Linked DNA regions of Homo sapiens: all the other regions are linked to region 4. A link is a loop called in an ENCODE intact Hi-C map of the cell type or tissue named here. Cell type or tissue: Calu3. All regions are shown on one strand. Each heading gives the region's core, and the rest is flanking DNA. Links, peaks and the distances in the headings are about the cores only. Region 1 has its middle 900 kb from the start of SLC16A7. Region 2 has its middle 80 kb from the start of LINC02448. Region 3 has its middle 510 kb from the start of SLC16A7. Region 4 has its middle 660 kb from the start of SLC16A7.

The links. A loop is a pair of places that touch in the nucleus more often than their neighbours do. Peaks named below come from ENCODE experiments on the same cell type or tissue, not always from the same donor. Only the 100,000 strongest peaks of a DNase experiment are listed, where the experiment ranks them.
Region 1: a loop joins it to region 4, with 7 times the contacts of the local background. A loop is called at or near these places in 10 of 110 quality-filtered maps.
Region 2: it touches region 4 in a loop (2.7-fold over the local background); 2 of 110 quality-filtered maps call a loop at or near these places.
Region 3: a loop joins it to region 4, with 2.6 times the contacts of the local background. A loop is called at or near these places in 5 of 110 quality-filtered maps.

What each region holds. Positions count from the first base shown.
Region 1 is chr12:60,489,854-60,498,382 of GRCh38, reverse strand. No RefSeq gene overlaps it. Among named protein-coding and RNA genes, the nearest start is that of SLC16A7, 900 kb to the right of the region's middle. In Calu3, for the core only: a CTCF peak has its summit at 3,945 (motif pointing right); no DNase peak of the experiment used is centred there.
Region 2 is chr12:59,440,229-59,448,757 of GRCh38, reverse strand. No RefSeq gene overlaps it. Among named protein-coding and RNA genes, the nearest start is that of LINC02448, 80 kb to the left of the region's middle. In Calu3, for the core only: no CTCF peak of the experiment used is centred there; a DNase peak (open chromatin) is centred at 3,637.
Region 3 is chr12:60,097,571-60,106,099 of GRCh38, reverse strand. No RefSeq gene overlaps it. Among named protein-coding and RNA genes, the nearest start is that of SLC16A7, 510 kb to the right of the region's middle. In Calu3, for the core only: no CTCF peak of the experiment used is centred there; no DNase peak of the experiment used is centred there.
Region 4 is chr12:60,252,922-60,261,450 of GRCh38, reverse strand. No RefSeq gene overlaps it. Among named protein-coding and RNA genes, the nearest start is that of SLC16A7, 660 kb to the right of the region's middle. In Calu3, for the core only: no CTCF peak of the experiment used is centred there; a DNase peak (open chromatin) is centred at 4,160.

The DNA of each region.
Region 1 (8,529 bases), core at 1,511-6,510, 240 kb before region 4:
TATAAAGGATAAAGGGTACTTTGGAGATAGGGTATATAAATATAACTACTATATCAGAACCCAGGTCTTGGCACAGATGAAATATCCTATTTCAAGTATTGGAGAAAACTATACTACACAATATCTCCAGAGAATTTAAGGACAATTTAAAGAAAGCAAGCATGAGAATAAAATGGAAAAATTATAAATGATGGAAAAAATCATATTGCTTTGTTTTTATATTACCTCTATAATTTTAATCATTGTATGACTTTGAGAATTACTTAATCTTTATGATAATTTGTTGTCAAAAGAAAAATAGTATCTTCTTTCATAGGTTTGTTGTGGAGGTTAAATAAAATGCTGCCTGAGAAAGCACCTTGCACAATCTCTGATACATAGTAAGAACCTAATATATTTTGGTTGGATTAGAATTGTATCGACTGACAGGAAAAGAAACAAACAAATATAACATAAATCGTTGGAAAGAAAAAGAGGAAGAAAAATTTTTTTTATTATTATACTTTAAGTTCTAGGGTACATGTGCACAACATGCAGGTTTGTTACATATGTATACATGTGCCATGTTGGTGTGCTGCACCCATTAACTCGTCATTTACATTAGGTATATCTCCTAATGCTATCCCGCCCCCCCACTCCCACCCCACAACAGGCCCCAGTGTATGATGTTCACCAGTCTGTGTCCAAGTGTTCTCATTGTTCAATTCCCACCTATGAGTGAGAACATGCGGTATTTGTTTTTTTGTCCTTGCAATAGTTTGTTCAGAATGATGATGTCCAGCTTCATCCATGTCCCTACAAAGGACAACTCATCCTTTTTTATGGCTGCATAGTATTCCATGGTATGTATGTGCCACATTTTCTTAATCCAGTCTATGATCGACATTTGGGTTGGTTCCAAGTCTTTACTATTGTGAATAGTGCCTCAATAAACATATGTGTGCATGTGTCTTTAGAGCAGCATGATTTACAATTCTTTGGGTATATACCCAGTAATGGGATGGCTGGGTCAAATGGTATTTCTAGTTCTAGATCCTTGAGGAATGGCAACACTGTCTTCCACAATGGTTGAACTAGTTTACAGTCCCACCAACAGTGTAAAAGTATTCCTATTTCTCTACATCCTCTCCAGCACCTGTTGTTTCCTGACTTTTTAATGATCACCATTCTAACTGGTGTGAGATAGTATCTTATTGTGGTTTTGATTTGCATTTCTCTGATGGCCAGTGATGATGAGCATTTTTTCATGTGTCTGTTGGCTGCATAAATGTCTTCTTTTGAGAAGTGTCTGTTCATATCCTTTGCCCACTTTTTTTTGATGGGGTTGATTTTCTTATTGTAAATTTAAGTTCTTTGTAGATTCTGGATATTAGCCCTTTGTCAGACGGGTGGATTGTAAAAATTTTCTCCCATTCTGCAGGTTGCCTGTTCACTCTGATGGTAGTTTCTTTTGCTGTGCAGAAGCTCTTTAGTTTAATTAGATCCCATTCGTCAGTTTTGGCCTTTGTTGCCATTGCTTTTAGTGTTTTAGTCATGAAGTCCTTGCCCATGCCTATGTCCTGAATGGTATTGCCTAGGTTTTCTTCTAGAGTTTTTATGGTTTTAGATCTAACATTTAAGTCTTTAAATAATGGAAATCAGCATCTTACTGGAAAACTGTTAGATAAATTAAAATTGAAATAAAAGCTAAAGTCAAAATATCAAAATGTGATATTTGGATCTTAGGCATGATATGCAACTGCTTGAGTGACATTTATCCTTTTAGTTTAATTTTGATAAATCAAATCATTATAAAATATTATTTTAGTATATCCAGTTATTATTATATTGCATGACACATAGTGAGGGCTCAAATTTTTTTAGCAAACAAATTACTTACTTGATAGCAGGTCAATTGAAAAAAATAGTGGGCATTAATAACTATGAGCACTGCAAAGTAACTTCAAATAATGGAATTAGACTATATTCCTGGTAAATATTTAAAAAAATAATAATCTGATATCTTTTATTTGGGAGTTTTGGGTACTATGAGGTAAAAAGGCAAGGGAACAATGTTGTAAAATCTAATAAATCATATAAATATTTATAAAATATGGACCCTTAATTTAAAAAATTCATCTTTGTCATCTAGTCATTTGACAACAGAAGACATTCTTACAGAAGATTGAAGATAACTATCCAGACACTCTCCAGAGGAGAGAAACTAGATGTCTCATGGTATGGTCCATTTGATAGGGTGTTCCCTATGGTAAAATCCAAACTCACATTTGGTTTCAACATGGAAGATATAAGTTATTTTATCTTTGAGACTTGGAGTGGGATTTTACAGGAGAGGTGATATTTGAGCTGGATTTGAATTTTAAATAGTACGAAAAGGAAGATTCTGTGAACAAATATATGGAGTTTATAATATTTTGAGAGAAATCACTAACAGTACTTTGTGGGAGCAGCGTAGTTTATGTAGATGGAAGAGAAAGCTAAAAAGTATTTTGGCTCCAGATACTAAAGAACCATAAAACTCATGAAAGTACTTTAAAGCATGAGGGTAACACTAGATGTATGTTGCATAAACATATTTTTCACTATGTTGAAGAAAGATTAAGAAAGGGAGACAAAAATATGAGGAAGATCAATGAAAAGGTTATTAAATTAAAAAGGGTACAAAATGATAATGGCAATTGAAGAGAAAATTAGCAGAGAAAGCCAATTCAGGAAAGTGTGTGTGTGTGTGTGTGTGTGTGTGTGTGTGTGTTTCAAATTGATAGACTTCCAAAAATAGCTAATTATTTAAAAGAGAGAGTGCAGGAAATGAGAGAAACAGAGAAATCTTACTGTGTGCTTTTTTAAAAAAGGTAGATAGTGATAGTATTCATAAAGATGATAATAATAGTAATAGTAGTAGTAGTACATGTATTATTAGTAATGGTAACAGTAATTACTTACTGTACCACAAACTCTATAAACTGAATGGCGTCATCACCATTTGTCAAGTGACATTGAATAAGTTATGTAACTTCTATGAGACTTATTTATCTTTAAACAGGGTAAGATCATCTGGCATATAATTTAAGTGAAATTAAAGATCTCCATTTTAAAAATTAGAGAAAAAGTCACTTATCTGATAAAGAGTCAAGGTATAATTTCTAAGTGTATTATTCTGTCTATAAGGGAAAGAGAAGAGTGGGGAGTTGGAGAAGGATTAAGAGATAGCGGGATGGAACAATCACCATGAGGATGGTGACGGTGTTGATGATGATGGTGACGACAATGGTGGTGATGATGATACTTGTAGAGTCTATGTGAGGAACCATACGAGTATTTTACATATATTAATTCATGTATCACTACTGAGAAACCTATAAATTAAACACTGTCATTATCATCTCCAATTTAGAGGGCTCCATGGTGGCCCCCAAGTAGATATGTCCATATCCTAGCCCTGGAAACCTAGGAATGTGATTTTCTTTTTGGAAGAGAGGTCTTCTCAGATTTTACTACGTTAAATATTTTGAGATGAGACTATCTTAGATTACACAGATTGGTCCTAAACATGCCCTTACATGAGATAGCAGAAGAAAAAGCCATAGGAAGACAGAGGCAGAGATTGGAGTGAGGTAGTCACATGAAATGCTGATGGCCACCAGAATCTGGAAAAGACAAGGAACAATTCTCCCCTAGAAACTCCCCAAGAAACTGCAGCACCTTGATTTTGTGTTTCTGGCCCACAGAACTGTGAAAGAATGATTTCTACTGTTTTCAGCAAACCAGTTTTTGGTAGTTTGTTACAGAATCTCCTGAAAACGAATGTGCCAATTATCAATTTATTGCTTCTTACGTCCAAATTCAACCTTCCTTTCTGCTCTGTGGAAATTGTTGATGGGCTCTGAATATTTCTCCTTTGCAGTTGGAACAATATTAAGCATTGCCAGTAGGTGGCAATGGACAGACATTATAGGAAGAAGGAGCTTCTCTTCTCAATCCTGGTGTTTTCCTCTCATTTATCCTGCTCCTTCTTTATCTTCTCTTCCTCTTGTTCCTCCTTCTCCTTCTCTTCCTCCTCCTACTCCTTCCCCTGCTTCCTCTGCTTCTCCATCCTTTGTTGCTTTTATGGCATGACTACCAGTGGTTTCTGTGAGCATCCAGTGGAATTCTCTGGCATTGAGTTTCAGCTGCAACCCCACAGGAAGATTCCCAGTGAGACTCCAAGATGCCCCCAAGGTAGACCTCCCAATCTCAGCCTGCCCATACTTCAAAGAGTTATTGCTTGTTTGTTGAATCTGGACACAATTCTCCACCCACCAGCCTCTGCCTAGATAATGTGACCAACTCTGTCCCAGGACTACCCAGTGAACTTCACAATCCATTTGGCTATAGCCCCATCTTCTCTAATGAGTTCTGAATCACAACTGTAGGGAGTGTGGACCCCTTACAAGTTAATTCATTCTTTAGGTATGCTCCTCAGCCCTAGGGTATTTACCCTTTATAAGTAATTGTGTATGGTTCATAATTCTTTATGTTAAATAGCCCCTTTTCAAATCACTATGTGGATCCTGTCTCTTGATTGGACCCTGACAGATATATGCATTTTACATAAGAGAAAACTGAGGCACAAAAAGGTTAAATGACTTGGCCAAGTTGACTCAGCTAGTAGTTGGCAGAATCATTATTCAAACAAACTGGCTTTGACGTTTGTTCTCTCAGCCACTGGTTTGTACCAAACTGACAAGAATGAACTAGATATTTGACATATTAAATTAACTATAGAGAAATATAGTATTTGATTATAGATGCAGTATCTGGGTCATATTTATATTAGTTATTTGACAATTATAATGTATAGATTAAGAGGGGTAGAGGGAAGAATTACAGATTTAGATAATATAAATAAAATAATCTATCATTCCAAAAGAAGTGTTTGGAGTAGTGAGTAAAAACAAAAAAGAGTGGCTCACAGGTTGGAGATGCCCACAAATTTGTTTCATTTGTCCTATAAAGTACTGTCCTTCATGGTGTCTTTGAAACATTCTACTTAGCTCACAACATTTTAAATTCGACAGGTTTCACATAATAATACAGCTTTTAGCTTCTCTGAAGAAAATTAGAATATCACAACCTCAGAGAGGCCTGCTCAAACTGTTAAAAATTATTTCATATCATTCCACACTATTTTGTTAGTTCTGTACTTTGTTTTTTTGTGTGTATTCTTTTGCTTATTTTTATATTATTTATCTTTGTCTGTTGATATAAAAATTGTGTGAGACTGTGTCTTGTCTTGTTTATATTTGTTACTACTGTTACTCAGTACCTAGAGCTATTTCTGATATATATATCATCTCAATATTATTTTATTAAGATTATAGAATCAAAAGCCAATATGTTGTGGGTAAAGGGCAAGTCAGTGAAGGTAGTAAATACAGATTACTAAATATATCAAAATGGCTTTTTATTTTAAAAGAAAAATAACAAAAAATTATGTTGCATACTTATATATGCATGCATTCTGTTATATAAAATATTTTATTTTTTGTTAATGAAACACATTAGAAATATGGAAAGATAATGACTATAACTTTTGATGTTTAATAAATATCTTGCAAGAGCATCTTCCAAGACTTGAACTAAATTGATCTATTATCAAATAACAGTCTAACAAGACATTCCATTTTTTATTGCTAAACTACTGAAATTAAATTCTATACACATACAAAACAACAAAGCACCAATAATAGTCATTACATTCATTCCCAGTTGAATCTTAAATCTAAAAAAAAAAAAACATTTCCTAGTGCTAAAGAACTTTTTTTAAAATTTCAACTCTTTTATTCTTGAAAATTCCTACATGATCAATTTCTAATAACTTTTTAAAAATCATATGTCTGGATAGTTCCAATTTTCCTCTTTTTATAATATTTTCACACTTTGAAACATATCACCCATTTTTATCATACCATTTCTCTTTATTAAAACCTTTTGCTTTACTCTAAAAATGCAACTCAATAATTTTAAAGATAATACTTTTAAAGAAAAGGATTATGTCATATGCTTATTCTAAAAACCACTTTTGCATATTAAATGATGCCTTTATTTCCATATTAAGATACAGAAATAAGATATATAAACTTCTTTATGTAAATATATATTTATATGAGTTATACATTTGCTAAATTATATTTTAGATTTTTTAATTTATCCATTATTAATCAAAAGAGAGGCTACTGCTGAGACTTAATGACAGCTTCTCTATGGTGTTCTTGCAAAAAGATAAATGAAAGACAAGTCAATATTACTTTTTTTCATCCATAAATAGATACAGCCATAAGTATAGATATTTAAATTCATGAAGCTTATATATGCTGAAGAGATTATTCATCGCCATTCTTTGGTTAAAATTATTTTCTGGTCATGAGGAATCTATTTTTTTTATTGTATAAAATCATGTATTTTGACAATTCAAAAATGATTTAATCTCCTATGTTTTTCTCTTATCTTTGTACTGCTTACCCATATTTATTCCCCCATGGAACATTTTACTCTCTACTTTATAATCTCATCTTTTTTCGAATTGTCAGCCTACATTGACCTCTTTAAAATCTGAAGACTCACCTAACATGTATTTGTTTGAGAACAAAGATCTCCTATGTAGTAACTGTCTCAAATCTTCCATTTGCTCTACTTTTTTCACCTTTGCATAAAGGCTGTTTCTCTCTTTGAGAAACACAGTTTCTCAAAGAGAAATACACAGTTGTTGATTATCACAGTTGTTGATTATCACATGGAAAATGGAAAAGGCCATAACTAAATACACTCAAATTTTGAGTTTATTATAATGGAATTAAATAATTTAAAAACAAATCAAGTCTTTGAGTACAAATCTATCATAGCCATAAAAATCCTGGCTATATTTCTAGTCTTTTCAACTCCACTTCTAAAGAGAGATTTAGGTATACGCCACTTAATCTCTGTTACATTATATAGTTAAATATGCAAAAGAATGGATACTGGTAGTGTATAGGTATGCAAAGGTGTCTACAGTATATAATTGAATGCATGCAAATATTTATAGTATATACTTAAATGTGTAGCAATACATGTAGGAGAGATTTGCATATATAGATTATTGTTAGAAACCTTCCAGAATATTTAAAACAAACTTCAAGACTTATATATAATTTTAGAAATTTAATTCTAGCAAAATTTTTAGGAGGTAGGTACTCATTAGCATACTGGAATGAAAATTGAGTAAACCTAAGAATAGGGAGATTAGGTAAATTGAGTATGGCCTCTCAGTAAATAAATCATGGTGCTGAGATTTAAACCAGGCAAAGTAATGCCAGCATTTATCCTCTTAAATATTATACTATACCATGACAAAATTCAGAAAATATTATTTGATTTCACTGATCAATGGATGGAGTGTCTTAGATATAAATAATAATTAACTATGAAAACACTGATATGTACAGAGAAAGTACATAAAAGCTCATCACAGTTTTATTCTTGTCATTCCTAATTAGCTTTAAACTTAGGTATAAACCTAGAATAAAGATAGCTTTTGAGCAAAGCTGAAACTAATTATGATGGTGTCTGTATATTATAACTTATTTGCCACTTCTCGTTTGCTGAATATCTCTGAAAATAATAAGAGTTAAGGCCGGGCGTGGTGGCTCACATCTGTAATCCTAGCACTTTGGGAGGCCGAGATGGGCAGATCACCTAAGGTCAGGAGTTCAAGACCAGCCTGGCCAACATGGTGAAACCCCGTATCTACTAAAATACAAAAATTAGCTGGCATGATGGTGGATGCCTGTAATCCCAGCTACTTGGGAGGCTGAGAGAGGAGAATCACTTGAACCCGGGAGACAGTGGTTGCAGTGAGCCGAGATCAGGCCACTGCACTCAGCATGGGTGGCTGAGCAAGACTTCGTCTCAAAAATAAATAAATAAATACATAAATAAGAGTTAATTGCCACATAGAAAGTACTTAATATATTTCCAAAGGTTGGGGAAATTTTTCCACTATTAACCATGAGAAAAGCCACTGCTGTGACTTAATGGTAGCTTCTGGTTGTTGTTCTTGCAAAAAAAGATAAATGAGACACAAGTCAATCTTACTTTTATTCAGAGTTGAAATGCTGAGATCTGTTGACCTATTTACTATATAATCATAAAGCGGAGATGAGAACTACAATAGAATTCATGTCTTGAAGAGTATGAACATGTATGAATCTTACTTCAGAAAGATTATTTTCTGCACCAAACAACATTATAGAATATGAAACACAATAACACTTGGTCTCTTTTTGTTCACCGCAAATATATCTTCTTTCCTTGCTCTGTGCTCTGTTGTAAAGTATGGTATGGTCCTGTAATCCAGCTTATATGTGAGGGTATAGAAGCAAAGTTAGAGGAGAATTCTTTGTAACCTTTCATTCTTCAGTTTTAACACCTCTGTTCTTTGCCCTCAGGTGGAAACAGATTCTCATATACATTTCACTGACTCTTTAATTTCCTAGCCTTGACTTGGAATCC
Region 2 (8,529 bases), core at 1,359-6,358, 810 kb after region 4:
TTGTTACATATTAATAAAAATAAGGCATAATTATATTTAAATATTTGTGGAACAGATACCATATTTTAATATCTGTAGACAACACTTTGAAGAAAGAATTTAAAAACTTTCATAGAGCAACAACTTAAAACTGTAACAGAGTTGAGAGAGGGCTTCACAATACGGAGGAAACTTGAATACATTTACAAATCAATGAAACAAAAACTATACAACTGTGAGAAAAAGAGTTGCAATTTGAATCCAGAGAGGATGAAAGAAGTTTGGATCAGTCAAGGTAGCTGTTGGACACAGACGGCATTTTCAAAAGGATTTATTTGGAAGGAATGAAGTGTCCATAGGGGTGTGAACAGGGGAAGGAGAATAAAAAAAGGGTAGAAGAGGCACCCAAGGACTTGTAACAGCATGAAGTCCCTTAAGTTCCTAGGCATAAGGGGGCAAGAAGAGAAGGAATGATTCAGTCAAGTCCAACTGAGAGCTGAAGCAGAGCAAGAGGTATCACTCACAGGAGCCAGAAACCACATACAGAATCAGCTAGAATTGTAGCAAAGCAGGAAAAGTATAGGGATGGAGAAATAAATAGCCTGATCTCTTTTGCCTCCCATACTCTGATTTCTTCCAGTTACTGCCATTGTCTAAATCCCACTGAAAACCAGAGGGCCCGAGTGTCTGAGTGATGTAGCTTGAAGAGGCTAGACTTCTGGAACTTACAGCAGGGCAGCAAAAGGCAGAGAAATCATGTAGAGATGGAGAGGATCAAATGTAGAATAACTAGCAGGAGACTGAGAAGGAGAAAGTTTAGCTCAGAAAGAAATGTGGTTTAGATCAGAAAAGACAGTCCTCCTTAAGCAAGATGAACTGTAGAAATGCCTGTGTGATAATTCACAATTTCAGTGGAAGGGAAAGATAGTTGAGGGAGTTCTTATCTGATGACCTTAATCTCAATAAAATCAATACAGGGGTTACCTGCTTGTAGGACAGAAAAGCAGGGGCAGATTAGGATACCTGGGAAGATTAGAGGAAATTAGAAATTACTTTGGTGGGATATTTAGTAGGAAGTCAACGGAGAATGGGTGAGAGTATTGCTGAGTTGCACTGAAGGCCACTGGATTTTTTATATTATGAGTTTCTCTGTTAAAGCGTTTAAGAATATATTAAGCAAAATCACTTATGCAAAGGTGAAAATAAGTTTTCTTGATTTAACTGCTTCTAAGATAAACAAGAGTTTTCAAGGCAAAAATTGTGTCTTATTCATACCTATTCACACACTTATTTTCTTCCTCATCTGCTTGATAAACACTAAGCATATGTGCAGGCTTGTATGTGTGAATTCACACAAGAATGCACAAACATAATCTAAGACAATATGCTTATATGAATTGGCACTTGATATTTTCCTAATCAGGATAGGTATTTTTATTGTAATGTATTGTAATTAATTTAATGCAAAATTACATATAAGGAATGCAGGTTGTTTAGGTCCTGGGTTTTATTCCTAGTTTCACTATGTAATTTTGGTAAGTCAGGACGATATGTTCTTTAAGCTTGAATTCAGTAAGCATTCACTTTCATAAAACCATTCTAGGTAAGGCTATATGAAGGATGGTTTCTGCAGTTAATTATTTTATGGGAACAATAAGTATATATGCAAAAATATGTCGATGAGTTCAGAAATGTTTGAATGGTATGTGCATATGTATTTTTTCTTTACTAGTATTTCTGTTAATCTGTGTTCTGACTTTAATAATAAATGGCAGGATGGAGACAGAACAAGATGGCCAAATAGAAGCCTCCACTGATCATGCTCCTCCTAGTTTGTTCCACCAAATTGAACAACTATCCTCACAAAAAGCACCTTGATAAGAATCAAAAATCAGGTGAGTGATCAAAGTACCTGGTTTTAACTTCATATCGCTGAAAGAGGCACTGAAGAGGGTACAAAAGACAGTCTTGAATTGCTGATGCCACTTCTCCCCCATCCCCTGAGCAGAGGTTGCATGGCATGGAGAAAAAAATCTGTGTGCTTGGAGGAGACAGAGCACAGTGATTCTGGGACTTTGCATTGGAATTCAGTGCTGCCCAGTCACAATAAAAAGCAACACAGGACAGAACTTAGCCAGCATCCATGGAGGGAGCATTTAGACCAGCCCCAGCTGAAGGGGAATTGTTCATCCCAGCTGCTGGAACCTGAGTTCCAGCAAGCCCCACCATTGCAGGCTAAAGTGCTCGAGGGTTCTAAATAAACCTGAAAGGCAGTCTAGACCATGAGGACTGCAATTCCTGGGCAAGTTCTAGTAATCAGCTGTGCTTGGAGCCAGTGGACTTAAGGGGTGCATGACCTAGTGAGATAGCGGCTACGGTAGCTAAGGGAGTGTTTGCACCACCCCTCCGCAAACCCAGACAGCAGACCTCACAGCTCCAAGAGAGATGACTTGCTTCTGCTAGATGAAAGCCTAGGAAAGAGTAAACAGGACTTTGTCTTGCAACTTGAATACCAGCTCAGCCACTGTAGGATAGGGCACCAGACAGAGTACAGAGGTCCCCATTCCAGGCCTTATCTCTCAGATGACATTTCAAGACACTGTCTGGGCCAAAAGGAAACTTGCTACATTGAAGAGAAGAACCTAGTCCTGGGAAGATTCATTATCTGCAGACAAATGACACCCTGAGCTGTGAATAGTCAGTAGCAGTAGTCAGGCAGTACTTGCCTTGAGCCTTGGGTTTGACTCAGAGACCTGCTGGTTTCAGGTGTAACCCAGCACATTTCCAGGTGTGGTGGCTACAGGGAGAGACTCTTTCTGCTTGAGAAAAGAAGAGGGAAGAATAAAGGGAACTTTGTCTTGAAGCTTTGATATCATCTCAGCCACAGTGGGATAGAGCACCAAGTGGGCTCTTGGGATACCCAATGTCAGGTCTTGACTCTTGGACAGCATTTTTGGACCTGCTGTGGGGAAGAGTGAGGCCCACCTCCCTGAAGGGAGAGTCACAGGCCTGGAAACATTCACCATGAGCTGAGGAAAGAACCCTTAGGCCTTGAGTTAACATTGATGATAGCCAGGCAGTACTCTCCATTGGCCTAGGGTGGTGGTAGCCATGAGAGAGACTTCTCTGTTTGTGGAAAGGCAAGGGAAGATTGGAAAGACTTTATCTTGTGGCTCAGGTGCCAGCTCAGCCACAATCACTAGATTCCTAATGTTTCCAACTCCAGGCCCTAGCTCCTGAATAGCATCTCTGGTTCCACCCAGGGCCAAAAGGTACCCACCACCCTGAATGGAAGGACACAAGCCTGGCTGAGTTTGCCAATGATTGTAAAGCCCTAGGGCCATGAGCTAACATAGGCAGCAGCTAGGCAGTGGTTACTATGGACCTTGGGTGAGACCTACTGATATGCTGGCTTCAGGTCTGATCCAGTGCAAACCAGGAGTGGTGGTCACAGGGCTATTTATGTCACCCCTTCCCCAGTTCCAGGCAGCTCAACACAGAGATAGACTCTGTTTGTTTGGGAGAAAATAAGAGAAGAGAAGAAGAGTCTCTGTTTGGTAAACCAGAGACTTTTTCTGAATTTTATTAAAGACCATCAAGTCAGTACCTCTATGAATCTGCAAGAGCCACAGCATTACTGGGTTTGGGGTGCCCCCTAATGCAAAGAGGACTGCAGTGAACAAAAACTTAGATTACAAAAACATGCATGTCCCTTCAAATACCTGGAAAACCTTCCCAAGTAGTGTAGGTACAAACAGGCCCAGACTGTGAAGACTACAATAAATATCTACTTCTTCAATGCCCAGATACCGATGAACATCCACAAGCATCAAGACCATCAAGGAAAACATGACCTCACCATATGAACTAAATAAGTCATGTAGGACCAGTCCTGGAGAGACAGAAATATGCACCCTTTCAGAGAGAGAATTCAAAATAACTGCTTTGAGGAAACTTAATGAAATTCAAGATAACATGGAGAAGGAATTCAGAATCTATCAGATAAATTTAACATATAATGTGAAATAATTAATAAAAATCAAGCAGAAATTCCAGAGGTGAAAAATGCAATTGACATACTGAAAAATGCATCAGAGTCTCTTAACAGCAGAATTAATCAAGCAGAAGAAAAAATCAGTGAGCTTTAAGACAGTTTACTTGAAAATACACAATCAGAGGAGACAAAACAAAAAGAATAAAAAGAATGAAGTATGCCTACAGGTTCTAGAAAATAGCCTTAAAGCAAATTGAGTTATTGGCCTAAAGAGGAGGCAGAGAGAGAGATAGGGGTAAAAAGTTAATTTGAAGTTATAATGATAGAGTACTTCCCAAACCTAGAGATAGACGTTGTGATTGAAAGTTATAAAACGCCAAGCAGATTTAGCCCAAAGAAGGCAACCTCAAGAAATTTAGTAATCAAACTCTCAAAAGTCAAGGATAAAGAAAGGATCCTAAATACAGCAAGAGAAAAGAAGCAAATAACATACAATGGAACTTCAATATGTCTGACAGCAGACTTTTCAGTGGAAACCTTACAAGCTAGGAGAGAGTTGCATGACATATTTAAAGTGCTGAAGGAAAAACAAAAACAAACAAACAAAAAAAGAAACCCTTTTACCCTATAGTATAGTATAGTATAGTATAGTATAGTATAGTATAGTATAGTATATATAGCAAAAATACCCTTCAAAAATGAAGGAGAAACAGACTTTCCCAGACAAATGAAAGCGGAATGATTTAATCAATGCCAGATGTTCCTAGGAGAAAATGCTTAAGAGAACGCTTCAACCTGAATGAAAAGGACATTTATGAGCAAAAATAAATTCTCCGAAGGTATAAAACTCAGTAGTAATAGTAAGCACACAGAAAAACAGAAAATTATGACACTGTAATAGTGGCATGTAAGCTACTTATACTTTGAATAGAAAGACTAATGATGAATCAACAAAAGTAATAACTACTACAACAACTTTTCAAGATTATAGACAGCACAATAATATATAAATAGAACAACAAAAAGTTAAAAAATGGGGGATGAAGTTAAAGGGTAGAATTTTACTTAGTTTTCTCTTCACTTGTTTGTTTGTTTATACAATCGATGCTAAGTTGTCATCAGTTTAAAATAATGGGTTATAAGGCATTATTTATAAGACTCACAGTAACCTCAAATCAAAAAACATAAAACAGATCCACAGAAAATAAAAAGCAAGAAATTAAAACACCACCAGAGGAAATCATCCTCACTGAAAGGAAGACAGGAAGGAAGAAAAAAAGGAAGAGAAGACCACAAAACAATCAGAAAAGAAATAAAATGTCAGAAGTAAGTTCTTATCAATAATAACATTGAATGCAAGTGGAATAAACACTCCAATCAAAAGACATAAATTGGGTGAATGAATTAAAAAATGAAGACCCAATGTCTGTTACCTGCAAGAAACACAATTCACCCATAAAGATGCACATAGATAAAAAATAAAGACTTGAAAAAATATATTTCATGTAAATGGAAAAAATAAAAAGAGCAGGAGTAGCTATACTTATATCAGACAAAGCAGATTTATATACAAAAACTATAAAAAGAGACAAAGACAGTCATTACATAATGACACACTTCAGTAAGAGAATATAACAACTGTAAATATATATTCATCCAACACTGGAACACCCAGATATATAAAGCAAGTAACATTAGAGCAGCTACAAAGAGATAGACTCCAATATACTAATAGCTAGAAACTTAAGCACTACACTTTCAGCATTGGACAGATCACTTAGACAAAAAATCAACAAAGAAACATCAGACTTAATTCACACTATAGAACAAATGGATTTAATAAATATTTACAGAACATATTATCCATCAGCTGTAGGATACACATTCTTCTCCTCAACACATGGATCATTCTCAAGGATAGACCATATGTTAGGCCATAAAAAAGGTCTTCAAAATTAAAAAAAATTAAAATTGTATCAAGTATCTTCTCTGAGTACAATGGAATATAATTAGAAATCAATAACAAGAGGAATTTTGAAAACCGTATAAACACATGGAAATTAAACAATATGCTTCTGAATGACTAGCTAGCCAATGATGAAATTAAGAAGGAAATAAAAAAATTTCTTGAAACAAATGATAATGAAGATGCAACATACCAAAACCTCTGGGATACAGTGAAAGCACTTCTAAGAAAAAAGTTTACAGCTATAATAGCCTACATCAACAAAGTAGAAAACAATAAACAATCTAACAATACATCCAAAGAACTAGAAAAGCAAGAGCAAATCAAACCCTAAATGAGTAGAAGAAAAGAAATAATAGTGATTACAGCAAAAAATAAATGAAATTCGAATGAAGAACACAAACAAAATATCAACAAAACGAAAAGTCATATTTTTTGAAAATATATACAAATTTGACAAACCTTTAGCCAGACTAAGAATAAAAGAAGATCCAAATAGATAAAATCAGAGAGGAAAAACAAGACATTACAACTCATATCACAGGAATGTAAAGGATCATTAGAGGGTACTATGAGCTACATGCCAATAGATTGGAAAACATAGAAGAAATTAATAAATTCCTAGACACATACAACCTACCAAGATTTAACCAGGATAAAATCCAAAACCTGAGCATACCAGTAACAAGCAGGATTGAAGCTGTAATAACACATCTGCCAGCAAAGAAAAGACAAGAACCCAATGCCTTCACTGCTAAATTTTACCAAACATTTAAAGAAGAAATAATACCAGTACCACCCAAACTATTTTAAAAACTGAAGAGGAGGAAATATTTCCAACCATTCTATGAGGCCAGTATTATTCTGATACCAAAACTAGACAAAGACACATCAAAAAAAGAAAACTACAGGCTGATAAACATTGATGCAAAAATCCTCAACAAAATACTAGCAAACTGAATTCAACATCACACTGAAAAGATCATTCATCATGACCAAGTGGGATTTATCCCTGACATGCAAGGATGGTTCAACATACACAAATCAATCATTCCGATACATCATATAAATATAATGAAGGACCAAAAACCCACTGTTGGTGGGAATGTAAATTAGTTCAACCATTGTGGAAGAGAGTATGGCAATTCCTCAAGGATCTAGAACTAGAAATACCATTTGACTCAGCAATCCCATTACTGGGTCAATACCCAAAGGAATATAAAACATTCTACTATAAAGACACATGCACATTTATGTTTACTGCAGCACTATTTACAATAGCAAACACATGGAACCAACCCAAATGTTCATCAGTGATAGACTAGATAAAGAAAATGTGGTACATATACACCATGGACTATGCAGCCATAAAAAGGAACGAGATCATGTCCTTTGCTGGGATATGGATGAAGCTGGAAGCCATCATCCTTAGCAAACTAACATAGTAACAGAAAACCAAATACAGCATGTTCTCACTCATAAGTGGGAGTTGAACTTTGAGAACACATGGACACAGGGAGGGGAACGACACACACCAGGGCCTGTTGGGAGGTGGGGGGTGAGTGGAGAGAACTCAGAGGATTGGTCAACAGGTGCAGCAAACCACCATGGTACACGTATATCTATTTAACAAACCTGGATGTTCTGCACATGTATCCCAGAACTTAAAGTAAAATTAAAAAAAAAAAATCACTTTAATTATTTATGAAAAGCATTTGATAAAAACCAATATTCCTTCATGATAAAGACTCTAAAAAAACTTTATATAGAAAGAACATATCTCAATATGTATTGTCATGTATGACAGATCAACAGTTAGTATCATACTGAATGGGGAAAAACTGAAAGCCTTTCCTGTAAGATCTGAAACACAACAAGGATGCCCACTTTACCACTGTTACTGAACTTAGTACTGGAAGTCCTAGCCAGAGAAATCAGACAAGAGAAAGAAATATAAAGGACATCTAAATTTATTGAGGGAACCCACCCAACGTAGGTTCTTTCTATTTTCCATGAGTGTTGGCTGGCTGAGAAATAAAGAGAGACAGTACAAAGAGAGGAGTTTTATAGCTGGGCCACCGGGGGTGACATCACATATTGGTAGGACCATGATGCCCACCTGAGCCTCAAACCAGCAAGTTTTTATTAAGTGTTTTAAAAAGGGGAGGGGGTGTAGGAACAGGGAGTAGGTACGAAGATTGCATGCTTCAAAGGGCAAAAGCAGAACTACTAATAAGGGTCTAACAAAGATCACATGCTTCTAAGGGAACAGGACAAAGGGCAAAAGCAGAGCTACTGATAAGGGTCCAACAAAGATCACAAGGCAAAGGGCAAAAGCAGAACTACTGATAAGGGTCTACGTTCAGCGGTGTGTATATTGTCTTGATAAACATCTTAAACAACAGAAAACAGAGTTTGAGAGCAGAGAACTGGTCTGACCACAAATTTACCAGGGCGGAGATTTTCCCCACCCTAGTAAGCCTGAGGGTACTGCAGGAGACCAGGGCGTATCTCATTCCTTATCTCAACCACATAAGACAGACATTCCCAGAGCGCCTGTTTATAGACCTCCCCCCAGGAATGCATTGCT
Region 3 (8,529 bases), core at 1,103-6,102, 150 kb after region 4:
ATATAATTAATGTTTAAAATCTTCTATGTAATAAAAAAGTATTAGGCTTTGACATAAACTACAGGCACCAATTATAGGTTTCATTCATAAGGCACCTCTTAACAAATTGTAAGGCAAGCCTGGCTGAATTATATAGAAACCTTTTACTAGAAAAATATTTTACTAGGAAGATTTTTATCATAGAAATAATACCAGAGGAACATATAAAAGTACCTTCCAGGTAAAAACAAAACAAAACAAAACAACAACAACAAAACCTTTATTCCCTCTCTACCCTTTAGTATCTATAATGTGTTCATAAATTTTCCAATGTAAAGCTTTGACTTATTTCACTAACTTTGCCCTTCATCTGTTAAAGGCAATATAAAAATTATAATAGTAAAGGCTAGGTTTTTTGAGGGCTTACTTAAATAGGAATAGTTCTAAATGCTTATTTGTTTTTATTAGGAACTTAAAATGCTTGTTCATTTAAGATACCTATCAGTTTATGTTAATTGTTTGCATACTGAGGCCATAAACATTTAAGGATACTGAAATATCTAACATAAAATGAAATGCAAAAAATGAATGATACTTGTTTGTTTGTTTGTTTGTTTGTTTATTGAGAGATAGGTTCTCTCTCTGTTGCCCAGGATGGAGTGCAGTGGCATGATCATTGTTCAATGCAGCCTTGAATTACTATGCTCAAGTGATCCTCCCACCTCAGCCTTCTGAGTAGCTGGGACTACAAGCAAGCACCACCATGCCCAGCTTTCATTATTATTATTATTATCATCATCATCATGTACATACACAGTGTCTTGCTATGTTGCCAAGTTGGTCAAGACTATTAAAAGACTATGACCATTTGAAGAAATAATTCTCCACATTGTTCTCTAAAACTGCCAAACTTATTCTACATGATTTATAATACAGTGTTACCAAATATTGAATGTATAATACTTGAGATGAAAAAATAGGCAAACTAAAACAAATAAATTTAACAGATGCAAAGCTAAACACGAATATGTCCAAGTTTATCCCTATGATTTCCATCAAATATATGAATAAGCTATCTTATGGCTAATAAGAAATTAACCATTGAGATGCTAAAAATTATCAGCAATGTAAGAGTAGAATCTGTCAGTTCCAAAATACAAACTCACAACCTTTCATATCTCCAATTATCATCTTTTTTGAAAAAATGAGGGGCCTTAAAGTAGAGGTTATAAATAGAGGACCTATGCTTTTATTTAAAGGGTGTGGTGAATGAATAAATTGCTTTTCAAATTATAAGTATATTCTACCCTTAATATTCAGAAAATTATTAAATTGTTGAAGACATTTACTTTTCTAAAACCAAAAATATAATTTTAAAAACATAAACTCTATAAAGTTATATAATTTTAAATACTAAGAAAAAAAGGAGTGAATTTATTTACTTTTTTATTTCAAGGGTATGGAAGAAAATTCAAACAACATATATTTGAACACTTTTGTTTAAGATACGGTGAGGGGAGCCAGTACTTACATATCAAGTATAGAGCAAATTTGTCTATATAAGAATTAGTTGCACAGTACAAAAGATAAATGCACAAATAGCTACTGCAGTGGTAGTACAGTCAATTTGGGCAAAGATCATGTAAATTTGTGAGGAGGTTAGTAGATATTTGTGGTAAAGGAGGAGTGACTAACAACTCATTACCATGTAATGTACTATTTAATTGAACATGACTGTATTCCTGTAATGATTAAAAGAAAACGTCCAAGAAGTCAAGGTATTCATTACCCAAATAATAATATTTATTCATGAATTTAAAATATTGGGAAAAGGGGCCTGAATTCATCAATTCAACACCCATTATTGAGTTAAACAGATATAGAACATTCTTAAAAATCAAGAATGCTTGGAATCAATGACTTCTCAAATGTTGTGATTTTAGAGTCAAGGTTAAATTAGTAGTCAAGGACTGAAAATACAGTGACAAGCATAGACAGTACCTGCCCTTCACCCTCTCCTTCCTTTACAAAAAGAAGTTGGATCTAAATGCCTCCTACCCCAATATATCCTCTTGTCTGTCACCAATGACATCCTTGTTGCTAGATCCTGAGTCCCTAGCTCAGACGATCATCTCTGTTTGCTTCCTACTCCAGTTCCTTCTATCTGGTCTTGCTTTGCTACAATTTATTATTTATGTTACACCAAAATGACCTTTCAAAACCATCAATCCAGATAATAAGCTCCATGAAGGAAAGGCCCCTGACAAAGAGAAATTCACTGCTGTCTGTAACTTCTAACCAATGCACCAGCACCTGGCACATAGTACACTAAGCAAGCCTTGAATGCATATATTTGAATGAGTGAATGAACAAATATAACACCTATTTATTGCATTCCCTTCAGTGGCAACACATAAATTTCAACTTTGTTAATGTGACCTAGGAGGCATTGCAAACACAAATCTCGTCTTTTTAAATCTCTCTGTCCATATCCTCCCTTACCACGACAATGTACTCTATTATCCAATAGCACTACACCTCTTTCAGTTCCTGCAATAAAATAAAACAAGACAAAACAGCAATATCAAAATAAAACTACAAGCTCTCCATTTTAGTTGCTTTATTTCAGTCTGGAATATTCCTATCTTTTTGCTGTCTTTCTTTCTTTAAGTGGCCCCTCATAAGACTACCACCTACTCATCTCTCATCTTACAATCTCAGCTCCCCATCAATATATCACCTTGAATCCTTCTCTCAAAGCTCCCAAAATATGAAAGACAAATTTCTCATATTTAATTTAGCCTAGAGCCTAATTCAGGTAACTCAGTGTACTCTGAATAAATGTATGTAGAAAGAAAAAAGAAAAGAAAAGGAAGAAAGGAAGGAAGGCTGGCAGGAAGGCAGGAAAAGAAATGTCAGTTAATTGATAATTAGTTAAAAGAAGGTTATTCATTAATTTTGTAAATCAAAGTTGCTTTTGCATATGTTTTGCAAAAGACTCTTGCTGTCATCATTGACATAAACCGGTTATTCTTAACAGATCCCAATATAAAATTTTTGTCTGGGGAAATAATAATCATATCTTGTTCATATTCAATAAAGCTCTGTTATGAACACTGTATAGATATTCAAATATGGATATTCATTTATATATTAATAATAATTATAGATGCATTTAATCAACAAAAGATTCACTGATTGACAGTGTGACGGAATGGGACAAGCATGGAACTTTAGATATGCAGCCACCTGTGCTGAAATCTTAGACTTACCAATTCAAGTTTTCTGACCTTGAGCTAGTTGCTGAATATCTCTGTGTCTCACTTTCCTCATGTAGAAAATAGAGATACAAGCACCTTGTAGGGTTTGGAAAGAATGTACAGTACAAGAAAGGTTGAAGGTGTTCAAAAGTGAGTATCATTTCAAAGTCCTTGTGTTGAAATCTGTATCATCAAATGTTTCTATTTTAGTAGAAAGAATATTACAAAATAAAAGAAATTACCACTTAAAAATATCATAATAGATATCTTTATATGCCTACTGTTTTCCTATTTAAGAAGATAATTAAGACTTGACCATGACTAATTACCTTAGAGATAGGTTTCCTGCCTCTATTGAAAATTAATTTGTGTCACATAAAGTACAAGAAAACATACATTACATTAGATATTTAGTGTCTGGTAATCAATTCATTAAAAAATGATTTAAACACTTGTAAGTATATCATTGATGCCTTTTCTAATTTTAAGAAAATTTTATCAGAAATTATTGAAAACTTTTAGCTTGATTCTTCAAAGTTTAAACCCTTCATCTTTTACCCAACAGAATTTACAGTTAAATATCTAGGGGTTGTATATAGGATTAAACAGTATCACACTCTTCATGGTGTTTAGCCAAGTAGATTAATTGGAATTATTTCTGAAATGCTTCTTAAATATCAAGTCCAGTTCTAGGAACTAAGGGCTTAATAGTAAACAAAATGGGAAAAATCCCTACCTACATAACATCTTAACACACTGCCAACTTATTACTTCAATTTCATAGGTCAGAAGTCAGACTGGTTTTGCCTGAGTCTCTGCTTAACTTCTCACAAGAATGAAACCAAGTTGCCAACAGGGCTAGGCTCTTAACTGGAGTCTCTGGAGAAAAATCTGCTTCCAAGGTCATTCCAGCAGTTGGAAGAATTCATTTCCTTGCAGTTGTAGAGTGAAGTCTTCATTTTCTGGTTGGATGTCAACCAAAGGTCACTCTCAGCTCTTTGTAGCTGTTACTTGTACATGACCCATTCTATTTTCAAAACCAGCAGTGACACATCCAATTCTTCTCATGCTTCAGGTATCTCTGACATTCTTTTCTGCTGTCAACCAGAGGAAATTATGTTTTTAAAAGGCTCATCTGATTGAGTCAGTCCCATCTAGATGGATAATCTCTGTTATCTGAAAGTCAACTGACTTGGGACTTTTATTACATTTGTAAAATCCCTTCACAGAAGTACCTAGGTTCATGTTTGGTTGGGTGTCCTGCAGACAGAAATCTTGGGAGCAGGCATCTTTAGAACCCTGCCTACCACAGAAGACACCAATACTTAAAGAAATAAATGAAATATATATTATGTCAGATGATAAGGGCTATACAAATAGAATACAAGAAATGCTTATGTGAAGATGACAGGCTAAAAGGAACATTGAGAATCCCCCTAGAATTTAAAGCAGAAGGTACTGGGATAAAGCTGAAAATGTCAAATGTGAAGAAAAAGGGAGGGATCTTGGCAGGAGTATCTAGTCTTTGGTCACTCCACTCTTAATTCCTATTAGTGGTTACTGGTAGAAAAGGTGGGAGGGGCATCTTACAAAAAATATAGACTAAGCTGTACCAATTTAAGAAAAATACAAATGGAAGCTGTACCTATCCATCCTCAGGTGCATTTTCTTCTCACCAGCCTGAATGTGTTTGTTATTATTCCAATGCATGCTCTTACTCTGAGCCTTGAAACAGAAACTATATTTTCAAAACTATATTAGGACTCACAAAACAAATAAATTGTACCAAAGCATGACACACAAGACAAACTACCTAAGCTCAAACCTGTTTAACGGGTTTATTCAGACCCTATGTTCTAAGCTAAAGCACAGATCAACTGATCTAACAGTAACTCCAAGACACATATATTTTAAAGATAAGACCACTGATCTTCCAGCAGCTTATTTTACAAAATCATATCAATCCCTATGAAGACCATCTGATGACTAATTCCAGTATCCAAAATGCTATAAATAACCTCCAGTATCCAAAATGCTATAAATGACCTTCCCTGATTCTCCATTTTGAGAATCTTCGTGGTTCCCCATCATTTGCATTTTCTTTTCCTGTAACAAGCTAATAAACCTAACAGCAGAGTGTCCCTAATGGTCTTAGTCTGTTAAAGCTTAACAAGCAGAATCCTCAATGAGATTTGTCAAGTTCCTTACTGATATCTACAGGGACCTCAATTCTGTAATAGTGTGTACAACTGAGACATGTGACATTGCCCCCTGCTGAAGGCCACCCTGCCCATGACTATGTAGTTAAGTTTTACACTGAATCTGAGCTCCAACTGTTTCACAGAGTCCTCAATATTAGGTTTACTTCTTTATCCTGAGAAAAGAATGTCCCAGACTTCTTGGTCACTTGGTCAAATTTGTACACAATTTCTTTGTGATGATTTTCCAAAGCATTCCTTTGCCATTAACCATCTTCTCTGCCAATTGATTGTCTGTAAGGCTCTATGTCTAAAAAGCTTCAGCAAATATGCTTGTGTAAACAGTCCGATAGTAAATGTTTTAAGCTCTGTGGACCAGACCATTTCTGTTGTAACTACTCAACTCTATTGTAGCAGTAAAACATCCATAAATATGTAAATGAATGAATAAATCTGTGTTGCAGTAAAACTTTATTTACACAAATAGGTCTTGGTCTGGATTTAGCCTCCATTACTGTAGTTTGCTGACACTTGGTTTATAAAATGAAGTTTAAAGGTGAGGCAGGAGAATAGGGTCTGGAGGCAGAGGGAACCTAAGGCCGATTCACATTGACTTCCTAGAACTGAGTTAAAAGGAAAACACCATGTCTCCACCCCCAAGTAACAAAATGATCAGCGGCTACTCTCTTTGCAATCCCCACCCCTTTTTCTTATTACAGATGAAAAATGAAAGTACCTCTGATTGGTCTCCTCTTGCAACTATTCAGATTGGTTGCAGACCAAGTTTTTATGTGTAACTTTGTATTAATAATTTCACTTCTGCCTCTCATTGGTCACATTCCACAACCAATCAGACTGGTTGCAGGCCATTGTTTCATTTATATAAGGTATAAACCAAGTAACCAATGGGAAACCTCTAGAGGGTATTTAAACCCCAGAAAATTCTGTAACTAGTGCTCTTGAGCCACTTGTCCCAGCCTGCTCCCACTCTGTGGAGTGTACTTTTGTTTAAAAAAAATTGTGCTTTTCCTCATTGCTTTGTGTGTTTTGTCCAATTCTTTGTCCAAAATGCCAAGAACCTGGTCACCCTCCACCGGTAACGAAGGGAAGAAGACAGATAAAAGGTAAGGTAAATTGGCCTCCAAGCTAAAACAGCACCTGACTGCTTCAAAATTTCATGTTCCACCATGTTCTTTGGACAAATTTTATGTCAGTTCACCTGTTCAAAACCTTCTAAGAATATTTCTTAGTATTGCCTTTGTGTTCCTCTGAAACATTTCATTTAATTCCATGTGCCAGAGCTAGAGGTTTCTTTTGGGCCACAAATTGGTAATTACTAGTCTATGGTCATGTTCTGGAGACACATGTTTTCATGAGTATAATCCTTACTGATATTCGCAGTTCTCATGGAGCCTTTTAAATCTGTGTTCCCTCCAGACTGAAAACGTGTTTCTTTCTTGCCTCATATTGCAATCTTAACTCATATGTAAATCTCTCTAACTGGTATAATTTCACCAAGGGCAATTTGGAATTGCAGTGACATTTAGAGGAACTTTTAATATGAATAAGGTTGTTCATTTGAGAGGCTTTGTAAAACAAGCATTTAATGACTCAGATTATAAGGTCTTGTACCATCTATTGAATCTTATATAGGTATTTGTATAAAGGTAAAATGAAAATTAAAAGAAATTTTTAAAAATGTTTAACTCCCAATGCTTTAAATATTTTGACCCTTCCAAGGAGCCCTTCCTCCCCACATACCAAGTAGCTCAAAAAAATGTTTTTTGTTTTAAAATTCAGTGAATTAATCTAAAGGCCTTGGCCTTGGTTAGCACTGAGAATTCTTGGTTGGCACTCAGAATTTTTAAATATAATTTTTAAAAGTCTTTTAAAATTTGATTCATATATATAGAGTTTTATAACTTTTATTTTTTTAAGTTCATTTAATATTTCTGAAGAATAGACAAGAAAGAAAGTTCTTTTTAAAAAATTAATGTGACTATACTGATTTTAAAACAACCTTGCCCATGCCTATGTCCTGAATGGTATTGCCTAGGTTTTCTGTAAGGCTCTATGTCTCGGGTTTTTATGGTTTTAGGTCTAACATTTAAGTCTTTAATCCATCTTGAATTAATTTTTGTATAAGGTGTAAGGAAGGGATCCAGTTTCAGCTTTCTACATATGGCTAGCCAGTTTTCCCAACACCATTTATTAAATAGGGAATCCTTCCCCCTATTTCTTGTTTTTCTCAGGTTTGTCAAAGATCAGATGGTTGTAGATATGCGGCATTATTTCTGAGGGCTCTATTCTGTTCCATTGATCTGTATCTCTGTTTTGGTACCAGTACCATGCTGTTTTGGTTACTGTAGCCTTGTAGTATAGTTTGAAGTCAGGTAGTGTGATGCCTCCAGCTTTGTTCTTTTGGCTTAGGATTGATTTGGTGATGCGGGCTCTTTTTTGGTTCCATATGAACTTTAAAGTAGTTTTTTCCAGTTCTGTGAAGAAAGTCATTGGTGGCTTGAGGGGGATGGCATTGAATCTATAAATTACCTTGGGCAGTATGGCCATTTTCACGATATTGATTCTTCTTACCCATGAGCATGGAATGTTCTTCCATTTCTTTGTATCCTCTTTTATTTCATTGAGCAGTGGTTTGTAGTTCTCCTTGAAGAGGTCCTTCACCTCCCTTGTAAGTTGGATTCCTACGTATTTTATTCTCTTTGAAGCAATTGTGAATGGGAGTTCACTCATGATTTGGCTGTTTGTCTGTTATTAGTGTATAAGAATGCTTGTTATTTTTGCACATTGATTTTGTATCCTTAAAACAACTATGTCTTCTTCTAATTTTATCACAGAGTAAACAAGATTCTACTTTCTATAAGGCTAGGGATTATTTTATCATGATTTGAACTCTAAATTTTCTATGTTAAACTCTAAATTATCTATGTTGATTGGGGTTCAGAAATTTGAATTTTAGTAAGCATGATACTGATCCAGACTATCCATATACTTGATTATACTTGGACAAACACTGGGCCCCTATTGTAAGATGCTCCTTATTTCACACACATACCAGTGATCTTATCCCTTTA
Region 4 (8,529 bases), core at 1,506-6,505:
CCATTCCATCATAGAGCAGGCATATGGTTTGGATAGGATTTATACTACTACCAGCTCCTGTATTGGATTCTAAGCCATTATGAGCATTAACATCTCCATTATAACAGAGATTTAGTCAAGTAGTTCAAGAATTGGCCAACCACATGGAATTTCTCTGTTCTTCAGGGGTGGCCCATTAGTATAAAACTTAATAATTATTTGAGATACAGAAACTCTGTCTAAATGATGTAAAGTACAAACATGAAAGCTGAAATAAAAGCAGTCAGTTATCCATGTTACTGACAAGATTTCAACTAAAATGGCAAATAGAAAAGAGCAGAGCTAAGAAAATCATAAATAAATAAAACTGGATTCCTGGTCAAACCAGGCCAAAACCCCACCCTGTCTCTGGACATTTAATTATTGAACTAATAATATTTATTTCTGTTCTTTGTCAGCTAGAGTTGTGTTGTCTTTTGTATTTAAAAGCATTCTGGCCGGGTGCAGTGGCTCACGCCTGTAATCCCAGCACTTTGGGAAGCCGAGGCGGGTGGATCACGAGGTCAGGAGATCAAGACCATCCTGGCTAACACAGTGAAACCCCGTCTCTACTAAAAATACAAAAAGAAATTAGCCGGGCTTGGTGGAAGGCGCCTGTAGTCCCAGCTACTCGGGAATCTGAGGCAGGAGAATGAGGTGAACCCAGGAGGCGGAGCTTGCAGTGAGCCGAGATCGCACCACTGCACCCCAGCCTGGGTGACAGAGCGAGACTCCATCTCAAAAAATAAAATAAAATAATATAAAAAAATAAAAGCATTCTGAAGGTTATTGTGAGAAATAAATATGGACAGATTTCTAAAAAACTACAATAAAAGTTTGTTTATTAAATGTTTATAATGTTTGCCATATCACAGCTACATATAGAAAGTCTTAAGAAAATAGAGTTGACTTGCTAGGAATATTAATCTCTATTGAGCAATTACTATATGACAAGCATGCTAAATATTTTCACTTCCATTCTTTTATTTAAATTCATAACAATAAGATCACCATCAACTAGTGATAATAAATAACATCTAAAATTAAACTGTTAGTAAACAGCAGAGCTAGGATGTGAATAGTGATCTTTTTTATTTCAAACTGTATTAATTTTCACCATACTACAGTTCTATGAAAGCGCATTACAGGTATCTGCCACTATGCCTAGAAAATGTATTTCCATATACAAATGTATATCTTAGCAGATGTATATGTGGTGGATATACATACTTGCTAATGTTATGAACATAGAGTATGGCACTAGATTTTTCACTTTAAAAAGACAGCATGAGTTTACCTACATAACAAACTTGCCATGTACCCCGATCCTAAAAAAAGTTAAAATATTATTAAAAATAAAGAGAGCACACATTTTATGCATTCATAGAAATAAGTAAGAGTCAATAATAGAAAGGTATACATATTTTAATAGTCTTTTGCTTGTGTTCCCAACAGGATAAGTTATTGACAATGAAACAATTTGTCTTAAATATTCTATTTTATATTTCTTCAAAAACGTTGTCTCAACAGCTTGACATTTGAAACTACTAATGATTATACTCACATGATACTAAAACCACTTTTATAATTGCTTCTAACCAATTTTTCTATATTTGCGATGGCTTTAGCATATCCTCTCTATCTTAAGTCTAGAAAAGTAATAATTAGACTCTATCCTTAACCCTTTTTTATTTTCATACTTTTTAATCTGATTCCATGTACATGTTGTCAGTTTACTATTTGCAACATCCAGCTAGAGAGTTAAATAATTTTTATCCTCCCTCATTTTTTATGTGGGGAACAACAGGCTTTGTGACAAGTCAAATGTTCCAAGCTAATGAATGATAGCTCCAATATTAGAATGCAATTATATCGTTCAAATTACACCTCAAATTAGGGTTTCATATAGCACGGAAGTATTGTTTGTTCTAGTTTGTTCTTCCTTGTGACTCATTTCTCTCATCATTTGTGTAATTTCTCAAATCAAGAGGCCATAGTAAGCATGAAAACCACATTATACCAGTTCCACCCTTCCATTAGTGTATTTATAGGCCCCTGTTATGTCATAGAATGAAATGATGCTTGAAATCATGAGCAAAACAAATGGACTAGACATATTTCCAACAGCGTGTCTGGTATTTCAAACAATTGATAAAATTCAGTTTCAACTTACACATGTATTATAAAATGTAAGATGCACATCTTTAAAATCTCTAGGATAAACAGTTCTCAATTATAACCGCATTATTAGTAATAGCTGTTTAAAAAAAAACTCAAGAGAATTCTCTCATGAATCTCTTCAAAGACAACCTGTTTTTATTCCACAGGAAGCCATGGAACACTGCACCTTGTTTCTTTAATGGCTACTTAATTTTTTAAGAATTGTAACACACTTCCCTTAAGTTCAAGTCACTTGCAGTTTTCTGTATAGCAGAGTAAAGGGTCCAACATCAATACACAAAGAACTTCTTTTTAAGTCTATAATCAATAGTTGCCAATGATGAATAAACATCAATTATTAACAATGGTTGTGGTTTAGGTTGTTTTACTTATGTCTGCCTTTAAAGCACTTATAATGGATTGCCACTGTCAAGTGCATCCATTAAACAGAGTTCACTCTTGCTGAAAGCACAGAGAAGGGGCAGAATTGTGGACAAGAGATGTTTACCAATCCCAGCTTACCCCTCTTTTATTAAAAAGCTTACTCTTTTTAATATAGTAAAAGTCCTTAATTACAGATGAATTTCTGCTACCCTATTTATAAAAGAAAGAGTTATTAGGATTATTACATATATACAGATTTTGTTGCACTTACAACAAATTCACCAGAAGATCAAAATTTGCCAAAGATTACACATTCTATTTTTCCGTAGAACATTTTCAAACTAAGAGTCAGGAATCTTGATTGGAATGAGGAAATGAATTACAAACTGAGTTCAGATAGAGTCTTGTTTAAGGCAGCGCATGAAAGCTTAATGGTATGAAGGGATAATACATAATTTTTTAGATGGGATTATTTAAAAACTCAGAGGACATCTATGTGAAGCAAATATTCAGATCAAACTTTATCCAAAATATCAATACCATGTTAGGAAAAAAAGACTTTGAAAAGGACTCACACGCATTTCAAAACTAGAAACCCAAGTAGGAGAACAAGAGACAGGCAAATGTTAAGAAATCAGTCACCATCTTGATTTCATACCAGGAGAGAAAATGGGTCAAAAGAGTAAAAAATAACGAAGAAATAAGCTACGGGACAAACACATAAATGTGCTTCTCTATGAACAATGACAAAGGAGATAGAACTATACTGAGTAAATTATGTGATGTTGAGATTAATCATCATGTGTACATTATCACTAATAATCAATTATATTACCAGTAACTGTAGTTTATGTGCTGGCTTCTTGCTTGTTTTCTCTTATATAAAGTATTTTATTTAATTCTTAACCTTGTATAGAAACTATTATGATAACATTTATTCTATGTGGGAAAACTACAATTCAAAGATGTTTAGTAACATGACCAAAACATTGCAGCTAGAAAATGAATAAAGCACAGTCAATTCTGTTGCCTCTTATTTGTGATCTAACATTCGTGTCTTCGATAGCAGACACTCAAGAACAAGAGTGTAACTCAAAATGCAATGTTTGATGTATATTACAATTTGCACTCTTCCCAATATCTTATCTCTTGTATGCATAGAATTGCATTAAAATTTTAATACACAGCATTTAGAGACCTCAATTTATGAGTTGGTATGTAATATCAGAATATATTTTCTCATTGTCAAATTCCAACTCTTCTGAAGTTCTACTAACAGTAGAATTTCTACTAAAAGTAGCAGCTGAGATTGTAGGTAGCATATAGCTCCTTGACCTGAAACACATTTTCTTCCAAACATTTCTTTCTTTCTTTTTTATTTTTATTTCTGAGATTTTGGTGCACCATCACCCAAGCAGTGTACACTGTACCCAGTGGATAGTCTTTTATCCCAGGCTAGTCTCAAATTTCTGAACTGAAGTGATTCTCTCACTTTAGTCTCCCCAAGTAGCTGGGATTTTAAGCATGAGCCACCATGTCTGGGCCATACTTTCCTATGATATGATTAGGGTCTCTGACACATAGCTCTGGAATTCAAGGTTTAGTAGACACAGGCTGCCCTCTTGTGCTTTCCAGCTTACTTTATTCACTCGAAAACCCACTGAGCATACACAACTGGGAGTTTCAAAAGGAAGATTTTTGTCCTCTCAGGAGATTTTGTCTCTCTATATTCTGCCAAGCAATTAGACATGTTGGACTTTCACAGACATTCTTCTCTGAAAGTTCCCCACAACACCTTCTTTCTGCCAAGGTTTGCTGGTTCTAAATACTTTAATGTTAGTTGATGGGCTTAATCATTTACATTCTTCCAGACACCACTGGTTTTATTGAATTGTATAAAGTATTTTTTCCACTTGTAATAATTTATTGACATAGATTATCACTGAAGTATGTATTGTGGAAATAAGATTTAAACATAACTGATAAGTACAAATAAAACAGACCTTTTCACAGTGTCAACACAATTTTTAAAATCAGATTGACAATGATTTAGAAATTTGATTCAAATATGCTACTCTTTTATGTAAATACCCCCAGTTTTTTGGTTCTTATTTGTCTGAACAAAAAAAAAATGCAGAGTCATTTGAAAATATTCAAGTATAATTTCCCAGACAAATAAAAGTTTCAATGTCAAGTTGTTTCTGGTCTCAAAGGTCTATTTAATTGAAGTTTTAGGGCTCAACATTTCTCTTGGATTTTATCAAACCTAGTCTAAACCAGATATCGATATCTGGAGAAGTAGATTAGTTTTAAAAAAAACTGAATTTATTGAAAAATGTGAATTTATTGTCTGTAGGATTCACCCACTTAAGTGTCTGTTGGAATAAAGAATGAAGCCTAATCAAGATAAAGAATCAGTTAATTTATCTAGGAGAAAACCTTCTTTCAAATGGTTTCAGTACAAACTTTGCTTATTTCATTGGCCTTTATATATAACGTAGTTAATCTCCAAACATTATAAATAATGAAACCTAATATCCTGATAAAATCACATTGAGGCTATATTTTCAAATGTCTGTGCTATATAGTATTTAGTTTGAAGGTTAAATCATTGCTTAATTTCTCCAAGATTAAAGATCTAAAATGTTTGCTTTCAGAAAATACAGAAGAAAGTGCCTTCCTATTTACCTTTGGGAATATTAAGCATTTAACAGGAGAGAGCATGTATTAGAAAGACTGAGAGTGTGTTATCTGAACCTTTGCTTTGTGGTCAAATGCTTTTTGCTGTAAACTGAAATAGCTCTATAAGACTCGATAACACATCACTCTAACAGGATCAAACATAATCAGACTTGTATCTAATCAACTTCTGAGAATTAAAAGATTTCTAAAACATTTCTTAAATTGATAAAACATTTTAAATTGCTAAGAGTTAAATGAGAATGGAAACTATTTTTTTCTTTGCAACACAAATTATAACAATTATATTTTGGAAAGGCAATTAAAACTTCCTAAACATAAAATATCTCCTATAACATTAATTATTTAAATTCCATATAGCTGGTTATGAAACATTCTATCCTATTAAGCTTTTTCAGTAATACTCACTACATTGAAACACTATGTAAAGAAGGAACATGGGGAACAAACATGCTATTTAGGACAAAAAGACAGCATTTGATCATTTTATTTCGAATTTGTTCAGTTTCTTGAGTTCATAGGATTATATCTGTTGCCAACTTGTGGAAGTGTTTAGGCTATTATTTACTCAGAAACATTTTCCAGCTCCACTCTTTTCTCCTCTTTTTCTAAGACTGTGGTGATGCAAATGTCACATACGTAATTATAGTCCAAAATGTTCCTAAGATTGTTACTTTTTAGTCTAGGTTCTTATTGCTGTTTATATTGGGTAATTTCTATTTTAGTTGTTATCTTAAGTTTACTAATTCCTTCCTTTGTATACCTTATTTTGTTTTTGAACCAATCCACTCATTTAAGAAAATATACTAAATTTTTCAGTTATAAATTTTCAATTTAATAGTTTATATCTTCTGTTTCTTTGTTGAGACCTTCTATTTTGTAATTCATCTCAGGCATTCTTATGATTGCTTATGTAGGCAGTTACATGACAGATGCTTTGACACCCTTGAAAGGCAGTTTTATAACTCTATAACCTCAGTGTTGTCATCTGTGATTATCTTTTCTTGTTCAAGTTGAGATTTTCTTGGTATGTCGTATAATAAGAAAGTTTTATTTGAAATCTGGAAATTGTGAGTATTATATTGTTGATCTTATTTATATCTTCTGATATAGCTGGTCCCCTGTGACACTGATCAATCAGAAGAAGGAGTAAGAGAACCATACTGTTATTGGCAGATGGTTTTGGTAGTTAAGGTTCCCCATGGGGCCAACGTTGACATTCCTCATTTATACTGAGGGGCTTGGGTTTTCCAGCTCTCCGCTAGGCTCCCACTGGTACTACCTGGTTGAGAGAGGCAGCAATGCCACCTTTTTTTTTTTTTTTTTTTTTTGAGACAGAGTCACGCTCTGTCGCCCAGGCTGGAGTGCAGTGGTGCGTTCTCGGCTCACTGCAAGCTCCGCCTCCCTGGTTCATGCCATTCTCCTGCCTCAGCCCTCTGAGTAGCTGGGACTACAGGTGCCCACCATCATGCCCGGCTAATTTTTTTGTATTTTTGTAGAGACGGGGTTTCACTGTGTTAGCCATTATGGTCTCGATCTCCTGACCTCATGATCTGCCCGCCTCGGCCTCCCAAAGTGCTGGGATTACAGGCATGAGCCACCGCGCCTGGCCGCAGCAATGTCTTCTTACCGTTTCTATACAAGGCCTCACTGACACCATAGAGGGGATGGTCTTGTTACCACTGGGGGTTGATGATAACCTTTTACCAGGACTCTTTTGATACCATCCAAAGGTGGAATGAAAGTCTAGGTTCCCTATCTGACCTTTGAAACCACTCCTACAAGGTAACTGGAGGCACTTCATTGCGCTTGGCAAATGGATAATCTGCGATCTTCAACTAGGCTTTGCTTGTGAGAGGGAAGGTGAGGTCACTTTTTATTTTTATTTTTGTTTTTGGTGTGTATGTTTGGCTAAAGTAGAACAGTTATTATCTAAAAGTTTTCTGTTAACTAAGCTGCTGCTTTCCTGTTTTTTGGTTTGCAGGCCTTTGTTGGGAGCTAATTTTGTCTGTGCCTGTTGACCACTCTGTCTCTCTCTCTCTACATTATACATGTGTATATATGTGTGTGTATATATACACATATATATAACTTTATATATATGTATAGTGTGTCAAAGGCACAGACAAAATATATATATCTGTATATATGCAATATATATATACACACGTAGTGTTTAAGCAGACAATTGCAGCAGTTATGCAGATGACAAATAAGCACCTGAAATGGTGTTCATCATTGTCATCATTACAGAAAGGTAAATTAAAAGCACAATACCACAACTTTTTAACACTACATATTTAAAATAACAAAGCTAAAACCAAAGTATAAGTGCTGTTAAGAACCTGGAGCAGGTGAAATTCTCATACACTGCTAGTGGTGAGCTAAAATGTCCCAACTGCTTTGCAACACAGTTTCACAGGTTTGTTTTTTTTAAGTTAAATGTATATCTGCCATATGATGCAGATGTTCTACTCCTGGAATTATCCCATAGGAAATGAAAGCATATATCTTTAAAATTATTTGTTAACACATCTGAAAATCTGTTGCAGTTTCTTTCATAATAGCCCCAGCCTGGAAAAAAAGTGAAATAGGTGAATGGATAAACAAATTGTAACATATACACAGGATATATGTATGGATGTTTATGACATGGAAGACTATGCAGTAATTAAAAGGAAGGAACTACTGATGCACACAACATGGATTAATTATAGCTCATTATGTAAAGTTAAAAAGTTAGACAAAAACCTGTACTTACAGTATAATTCATTTATATAAAATTCTAGAAAAATGTAACCAATGACAGAAAGTAAATAAGCGGTTGTCAGTGGGAGACTAGAGAATGCAAGGACTTACAAGGGGGATGCAGGTGAGAATTGAAAAGCTGGAAGTAAATGATGCCATCCAGAGTTAGAAGAAAATATTTTTCAGGGAGGAAGACTTAGAAAATGAGCAGAGAAAGATAAAATAGTTAAAGGAATCATTTTTTTTAGTTCAGAAAGAAATTGTAGTAGAAAAATCAGAGTTGGTATTGAACACCTAAACAAAATTATTTTAATAAGACATTCTACTGTAGGAACCTGTTTATGTATTCAAACATTGAGTTACTCTCTCACATGCCCATATTGTTATTTTTTTTTCCTTAACAATAAAAGGAGCGTCTCCACTGTTGAATTGACTCACGTAGCTTGGAGAAAAGCTTTTAATGGACAGCTGGTTTATACAGAATGTCTTTGACGAATACTCAAAGCACAACCCTTGCAA